Regions from separate parts of the Homo sapiens genome. Here region 2 is linked to region 1. The links are chromatin contacts, found by Hi-C or POLR2A ChIA-PET in ENCODE. All regions are on one chromosome and are shown on one strand. Each heading gives the region's core, a stretch centred on a gene start or an enhancer-like site at or near the end of the contact. The rest is flanking DNA. Distances are from core to core; before and after follow the strand shown.

Evidence for each region. A loop is a pair of places that touch in the nucleus more often than their neighbours do. ChIA-PET counts read pairs that join two places held with the same protein, here RNA polymerase II (POLR2A). Pooled maps may share reads with other maps.
Region 2: a map with no recorded cell type shows a loop between it and region 1 (12-fold over the local background). The contact joins the promoter of DONSON here to the enhancer-like site in region 1. A Hi-C loop is called at or near these places in 1 of 37 single-sample maps with no recorded cell type and 6 of 50 pooled maps. POLR2A ChIA-PET finds 5 or more read pairs at or near these places in 8 of 52 experiments (A549, BJ, CD4-positive, alpha-beta memory T cell and 5 more).

The regions. Positions count from the first base shown.
Region 1 is chr21:33,359,479-33,363,596 of GRCh38, forward strand. It overlaps IFNAR1 (interferon alpha and beta receptor subunit 1), which reads left to right. Exons shown (of 11, transcript NM_000629.3): 11 at 1-386. Among named protein-coding and RNA genes, the nearest start is that of IFNAR1, 37 kb to the left of the region's middle. RefSeq lists a silencer at 1,745-2,039. Within about 2 kb of position 2,338, at least 31 of the 41 ENCODE cell types and tissues checked have a DNase peak (open chromatin) inside an H3K27ac peak, as active enhancers do.
Region 2 is chr21:33,586,555-33,590,672 of GRCh38, forward strand. DONSON (DNA replication fork stabilization factor DONSON) reads right to left here and starts at 2,130. Exons shown (of 10, transcript NM_017613.4): 1 at 1,767-2,130; 2 at 968-1,048. The coding sequence starts at 2,087. It overlaps CRYZL1 (crystallin zeta like 1), which reads right to left. Exons shown (of 13, transcript NM_145858.3): 13 at 2,787-3,367. The coding sequence ends at 3,268. RefSeq lists a silencer at 1,671-2,360 and an enhancer at 1,819-2,318.

The sequences.
Region 1 (4,118 bases), core at 1,088-3,587:
GATAGAGCCTGTTTGCTGCTTTTTCTTCCCGCTCTTAAGACATGGCTGGAGCTCAGTCTTCATTGAATGAAGTTTGCTGTGGTATTGCATAGCCTTGCTTTCTTGAACTAAACTGTTTGCCCTTCACAAGTAGTTCTTCTTTCAGGATTAGTTCGTTCCAAGGAGGCTCTTCAGTCTCACAGATAAGTAGATCTCTCCTGCTGTCTGGACACATTTCACTCGGAAATTGAATACAATTTGTATTCAGGCTGGGAACCTGAACACACACTTGTGTTTTTAAGCTTCCCTTTTTTACAGTGGACAAGGACACAAATAATAAATAAATCATCCCTAATGCCCAAGAAATGCCCTGGTACTTAGTAATAACAAAATACCAGTAACTTCCAGTTGTTTCTCACTACCTTTTTTCTTGAGTAGGATGATAATAGAATTACAACTCTTGAGGGCAACATAAATATAGGTGGATATTTGTGGTATGATATTGATGGAAAAATAGCAATCTTTTTCTTTACCTGAGGGGAACAAAGGCAAGAGGAGAATTCGATAGTTCTCATAACAAAGGATTTCTGAGTTTTCCTCCCCTTTCTGTGATCTGTCTCCACTTGGAACTCATGTTCTAGCAAAGGACATTTTGTGGGTGAAGAAGTGATTAATGATTAGGATGAAGAAAATGTTGGCAGTTCCAGCCTGGCCAACATGGTGAAACCCCGTCTCTACTAAAAATACAAAAATTAGCCAAGCATGGTGGCATGTGCCTGTAATCCCAGCTACTGGGGAGGCTGAGGCAGGAGAATCGATTGAACCCGGGAGGCGGAGGTTACAGTGAGCTAAGATCGCACCACTGCACTCCAGGCTGGGCGACAGAGCGAGACTCCATCTCAAAAGAAAAAAAATGTTGGCAGAGAAGATGTTCTGTTGTTTTTTTTTTTTTTTAAGGTCTTGAGAAAAGGGAGGAAGTTGAAAAATTTTATCACTCAATAGCTGGATTAAATTAAACATTACGTCTCACAGTGACTCACCACCCTTGAGCCTCCCTCCCAGATTTTCTGGATACATCAAAGTTAAGAAGAAAAACCTATTTTCCTATCTTTCCAGTAAAAGGACCCTTTTTTCTAAACATAGTCCTTAAATATATAATAGGCTTTTTGTGTACTTGACTCTGTTGTCTATTCCCAAATTTTATAATACTTTTAATATTCTGGAATTGTACTTAGAGAGATTATTCTAAATGTTGTAGTATAAAAGTACATCATCCACTCTGAAATCTCCCTAAAAGAACTCCACTGCATACACGTGGAGAAGTCATCATGCCCCATCTGTGTCTGTACCTGCGGGTGTGTCTAGCATGCTCCCTAGGGAAGGGATTTTATACCATTTGCTTATATTTATTTGGCAAGCTCCATGAAAACAAGGACTGTTTTTTAACTTTGTGGCTGACACTTGGTTGCCTAAGTGTTTAACGGTGATTGAGCGGGGACGTTGACGGTACAAACACTGATTGAATTTACCACTGGAGGGCAACAAGTCACCCTGTTCAGGCTGACAATCGGTTACTATTCAATAATTCCATTCCCAGAAGATACGCCAAGTATGTTTATACAGGTGGTTTCTTAAAGTTCTGTTTGTGATTATCTCGTCTTGAGCAAATGAGGAAAGGATGTGAAGAATCTGGTGTCCCCATGATCTCACCCAGAAATGGTTTGGTAGTTACAAAGCAAGATAGAGCAGTTGAGCAAATACTTAGCCCATCTAGTCCTCTACCACTACCACCTTCGCCTTTTAATGAGCAGGACTTTGTAGTAAGCGAGTTGTTGAAAAGGAGCTCCACATACTTAGTAACAGCCTCGGAGCGGATGGAAAGAAGTAGGCATTGCTGCAGAGCTGAGATGAACCTGCAAGGAGACAGCCTTGGCCCCAGGGAATGATCACTGCACTGCGCCCCCTACTGGCCTGGCTGAGATGACTAGCTGTGATTCCCTCCTTAGTCTCACCTGTTGAAGATGGCGCAGAACAGTTACAGCCATGATCAAAAAAGATAATTAATACTTTAGTGTCTCCTGCCCTATCCGCCCCCAGGGAGAGGCCAGACCATTCAGGGTGCCAGCTGGAGGTTATAAGGGTGGAGTGTGGAGACAGTGTTTCGTGTCACTACTTCCTTTTTTTTTTTTTTTTTTTTTTTTTTTGAGACAGAGTTTTGCTCTTGTCGCCCAGGCTGGAGTGCGGTGGGGCGATCTCGGCTCACTCCAACTTTCACCTCCCAGGTTCAAGCAATTCTCCTGCCTCAGCCTGCTGAATAGCTGGGATTACAGGCGCCTGCCACCACGCCCAACTAATTTTTCTATTTTTAGTAGAGAGCTTCCTGATAGCTGAACATGCAGAGGCTGCTGGGAAGGGCATAGAATCTCTGCAGTCCTTCTCACATACCTTATCCTATGTATCTCTTCATCTGTATCCTTTGTAATAGCCTTCATAATAAACCGGTAAACATAAGTTAGTGTTTCCTCTAGTTCTGTTAGGCAATCTAGCAAATCAGTTGAACACAAGGAGGGGGCCATGGGACCCTCAATTTATAGTCATTCAGTCATAACAGGTAAAACCTGGGGCTTGCAATTGGCATCGGAAATAAGGGGGCAGTCTTGTGGGAATGAGCTCTCAACCTGTGAGATTGAAGCAGCATGGTTGTCTGGGGTAATACGTGTGGTTTGTTGCCCCACGCCAAGGAAATCGAGGATGGGGACACAAAAGGAGTGGGTTCAAGAGCGGAAGTTTAGCAGGCAAAAGAAAGAAGAGACCTTCCCTGTGCAGAGGAAGGAGTCCCGAACAGGTTTCCGGGTTTACAGCGAGATGCGGTTGCTTTTATAGATGAGCTTGAGGAAGCGGTGTCTTATTTACGTAGGGCACAGAGGATTGGTTGGACCAGGTGTTCCATTTACATAGCACAGGAAGAGGCTGGCCATCCCACCCTCATCTGTTATTATGCAAATGGCACCTCTACCTAGCCCAGGCCTTGTTGCCTGCTTTTTTACTGCACACGTGGCAACAAAGAAAAGGGAAAAGGGAACTTCAATATTGAATATACCTGACTTCCAAGTATCCCTTTCCTATTGGCACAGCTGCTGGCATTCGCCTATGCAAGCTTCCAGTTTGCTTATCTATGTTTGCAGCTTGAGTTTTCAGGCTCTTTTTGTTAGAAAAGAAATGATTTGGGGCTTCTTTTTATTAAAAGGCAAACCTTACTGAGGACTCTTTTATCCTCACTAACTGCCTAAATAAATTTTGTTTAGGTGTTGTATCAGGATCTGATGCTATCTCCAGGTAGACAGTGTCAGAATTAAATAGGAGGATACCCAACCAGTGTCTGCTGCAGAATTGATTGCCTTCTTGTTAATGGGGAGAAATCACTACGCATTTGGTCACAGAAGTCTTCTGTGTTTATTGTTGTGGCATGAGAGCAGAGGAAAAACGGTTTGAGATTTTTCCCCTCAAAAACATAGGGGAAATCTTCATGATATTGGACTTGGCAATGATTTATTGGCTATGACACCAAAAGCACAGACAACAAAAACAAAAGTAGACAAATGGGACTACATCAAACTTAAAAACTTCTGCATATAAAAGGAAATAATCAATGGAAAAGACAACCTTTGGAATTGGAAAAATTATTTGCAAAATATTTGCTTTGATAGATTAGCAGATAAAATGTGGTGTTCACATGCCACGGAATATTATTCAGCCTTTAAAAAGAAGGAAATTCTGAGGCCGGGCGTGGTGGCTCACGCCTGTAATCCCAGGACTTTGGGAGGCCGAGGCGGGCAGATCACGAGGTCAGGAGATCGAGACCATCCTGGCTAACACGGTGAAACCCCGTCTCTACTAAAAATACAAAAAATTAGCCGGGCGTGGTGGAGGGTGCCTGTAGTCCCAGCTACTCGGGAGGCTGAGGCAGGAGAATGGCGTGAACCCGGGAGGCGGAGCTTGCAGTGAGCCGAGATCGCACCACTGCACTCCAGCCTGGGCGACAAAGTGAGACTCCGTCTCAAAAAAAAAAAAAAAAAAAAAAAAGGAAATTCTGTCATGTGCTACAACATAGGTGAAGCTTGAGGACATTATGTATGCTA
Region 2 (4,118 bases), core at 880-3,379, 230 kb after region 1:
TATTTAAGAAACATTTCCTGACTTCAAATATTTCCCCTCAACCTGTCTGCTTCAGGTCGACGTTCTCCACAATACAAGAATTTTTTTTTTTTTAAATTGAGACGGAGTCTCCCTCTGTCGCCTAGGCTGAGTGAAGTGGTGTGATCTCGGCTCAGTACCAACCTCTGCCGCCTAGGATCAAGCGATTCTCGTGCCTCGTCCTCCCGAGTACCTGGGACTACAGGCGTGCCCCACCACGCCTGGCTAATTTTTTTGTATTTTTAGTCGAGACGGGGGTTTCGTCATATTGGCCAGGCTGTTCGCGAACTCCTGACCTCAGGTGTGATCCGCCTGCTTCAGCCTCTCAAAGTGTTGGGATTACAGACATGAGCCACTGTGCCCGGCCAAGCATTCTTTTATATCACAATAAAATATCAGAGAAGGGGGAACTATCTTGGATAGACCATAAGAAGGTCACTTATTTACAAGAGAAACTGGGTCTTGGAGAACTCTTCTAGCCTGTTCCCATTAGGACAAACCGCATTTATCAAACTACACAGCACAATGGTAGTAGTTGGGGAATGGAAACGTGTGTGTGTTAGGGGAGAGGAGCAACGAGGTTCAGTGCTATGCCACAACCTGTGGAGGTGGGCCAGGAGGGCTGGCTCTGAGTGATGAACTGGAGAAGTCAACTGCCCAAAGAAGAGTGGTAAAAACTGTTAGAGAGTAAAAGAAAACCCCCACGTCTATCAGGCCTATTTTAGCGCTGGCTATCTTTACAGTCATCATTACTGTATCAAACCAACTCCTTTACCTTGGCTGATGCGGTATTTTCATCCCTGGTTGAGATGATCAAGCCTCTCTGTAAAACTACTTTCCAAGCAAAATGCTTCTGAGAAGTATAAATGTATTTTTAAAAATAGGCTCAAATCCTATGAAAAAAAAGTTTATACAAATACACATTCTAATGATATTTAAAAAGTATTACCTGAGGTAATTCAGTAACAGTTGTTCTTTCAGGAAACTTCTCTTCCCATAGCAAATCATTTTCTTGATTAGAATCTAAAAACTGAGGTTAAATATATTCTCCTTTAAAATTTAAAGGATGCTGAAGTTTGCGTTAAATATGTACAGAGCCTCACCTGGCATACATGTTTCTCAATAAACGCAAGTACACCTAAATTCAGAGGCACCCCATCCAATCTATGAGTTTCAACACTTCAGTTTTGTGTCTGAACTTTAGTATCAAAATTGAGGGGAACAGGGACCGGCGTTTCAAACCGAAAGATCCAAAAGGCTTTGGGTAAGACAGATGCTAGTGAATTCTGACCCCACGAATCCTCGACATTCCCCCATCTCCAGAATAATTTGGAGTGCGTGAGAGAAGGGAGGCCCTAAATCACGGGGGAAGCAGGGCTTGTCACCTGCCCCATCGAACAGCGTCCTTGCAAGATGGGGGCTCTCAGGGTTTTTCGAGCTCTTTTCCAAGTCACCTCTAAGTCCTCTCCAAGGGGCTCCTCGCTGCCCTCTGGGGCCCCCTCACTTTCCTCGGGAACGCGTCCCGTGAGCACAGCCCGCAGCGGGGTAGCCAGGGGAGCGCTCTTCCCACAAACCCGGCCTTGCCAGAATCGCGGCTCCCAGGGCGGGGTACCCTAAGGCCACGGGCGGCCGAAGTCTTCGCGCCCATTTCCTTGCCTCGAACGCGAGGACTTTCCATCCCCCATTCACAGCTGGCTCAACCCACGAAAGACAAGAGCCCCTTGGCGGCCAGGCTACAAGACACTCACCGGGACCGGGGCCTCCGGCTGCTCGCGGGCCGGCCCGTCGGGGGGCTCCGCGGCGACCCGCGGTCGGTTGTCCAGGCGGGCGAAGGGGTTCCTCCGAGCAGCGGCCGGGCCGCCGCCGCTGCCACCGCCTCTGCCCCCCGCAGCAGGGAAAGGGCGAAGAGGCAGCCCCGCCACCAGGGCGGCTCGGCGGGCCGCCGGCTCCGTCAGCTCACGGGGCGGGGAGGCGGCAGCTCCACGGCTCCGGGCCCTTTTCCGTCGGAGCCGCACTACCTCGGGCGGCTTTCGGAAGCCCGGTGAGTAGCCGGGCACCGAAAGGGCCATGACGCGCGGCGGCTGAGGGTAGCCGGCCGCCCTACAGAGACTTCCCGCGCGCGCCGGGCCCGCCCCTGACGTGGCGCCTCGCCGAGCTCCCGCCCCCGACGCGGCCCCGCCTCCGCCCCCGCCGGTTCCGAGCGGAGCATGCGCAGTGGGCAGCCCGCGAGACGCAGCCCGCAGCGGCGATCCCGGGTGGCCGTCAACGCCCACTGTCCCAGCGGTGACCCTGCCCTGGCGCTTCTGCCAGGTCCTCGGCCAGAGTCCAGTCGCCAGGTTCAGCGACGCTTCTGGAAAGTATGCGATCCAGGGCGCTGATGTGCACTACCCTGTGGGGCACCGAAATAGCTTAACTCTATTTAAGCCCGCAGCAGGGATGTGATCAGCCCGGGGTTTGGCGCCTGGATGAAAAGGAAACAAACTTGAGCTGCGGCGATGGGCTGCTGCTTCCATAAACTTAAGAGAGGGCAGTGGCTACTGCTCTCAAGAGGCGAGGAGAGGGGACTAGGCCACCTTCCTCAACCCCCAGAGAACTCAGATAAGACGTCAGCACGCTTCCTATGCCAGCGCAGCCTACCGACATCCCTCCCTTCCCCGTTCCCAGTGCCTGGTCATCTCAGACTTCCAGGCAGCTGCCACTGGCAAGTTAATGGGATCTTCTTTGATCCTGGGGAAAGCCGGAGTGAATGAATAGTTGAAAACACAAAATTTAAGTGCCTATGGGCTAAGTCTTTTAAGACTTCAAAATATACTCAAATGCTTAAATTATGACAGCAAAGACTTAAGGAAGGTGTTGAGAACGGAGTTGATACAAAATTAATACGTTACTTTGATAGCTTAGCAAAGGCCTGCAACAGCTTTTATCAAGAGTAGTGTGACTTTTGCTGAAAGCAGCAGTTTTCTTCATGGAAGGAATTTTATAGCAGGGGCAAAATATATAGAAACAATGAAAAGGTTTTTAGAAAAATTCCCTTAAGATGTTAATTATAGAATTATCTTGATCATTTGCACAAGAATTTTTCAAACACTTTTCAAATGTGTCAACTGAGCATCTTGTCTTAGCAGAGAAACGTGCTTAAAAATGCAACTTGTTTTATCTTCCTTGGTTTTTCTCAACAATTTCCAAAGAAAATTCTGGCTTCAAATACTGGAATATGTTCATCCGACTGAGGTCTGAGAAAGAAGAAAATTAAAATTGAACAACTTGCTTTTTTCTTCCTTGATTTTTCTGAACAGCTTCCATGGAAACTTTTGCCTCATACAGTGGAATGGGTTCATCCAACTGAGGTCTGAGAAGGAATGAAATTAGAAATGTCAGGTCTAGTTAAAGATAAGTAGAACAAACAGGGTGGTATATGACAAATGCTAGTGCTCAAATCTATTAGTGTATTAATTAATTTTTTGAGACAGAGTCTGGCTCTCTCATCCAGGCTGGAGTGCAGTGGCACGATCTCAGCTCACTGCAACCTCCGGCTCCCGGGTTCAAGCAATTCTCATACTTCAGCCTCCTGAGTAGCTGGGATTACAGGCATGCACCATCAAGCCTGGCTAATTTTTGTATTTTTAGTAGAGATGGGTTTCACCATGTTGGCCAGGCTGGTCTTGAACTCCTAGCCTCAAGTGATCCACCCACCTTAGCCTCCCAAAGTGCTGGGATTACAGGCATGAGCCACTGCACCCGGCCTCAAATCTATTACTTTAAGTAATTCAAACAAATTCGTCCATTAGTGTTTCCAATGTTAAAAGTGGTTAAGTTTTGAAGGAAAAAAATTATCTACTTTATTTACTCCCTCTTTTTTTCTGAGACGGAGTTTCTCTTGTTGCCCAGGCTGGAGTGCAATGGTGTGATCTCGGCTCACTGCAACCTTCACCTCCCAGGTTCAAGCAATTCTCCTGCCCCAGCCTCCCAGTAGCTGGGATTATGGGCGTTCGCCACCACGCTCAGCGAATTTTTCTATTTTTTAGTAGAGACAGTGTTTTGCCATGTTGGCCAGGCTGGTCTCGAACTCCTGATCTCAGGTGATTCACCCACTTCAGCCT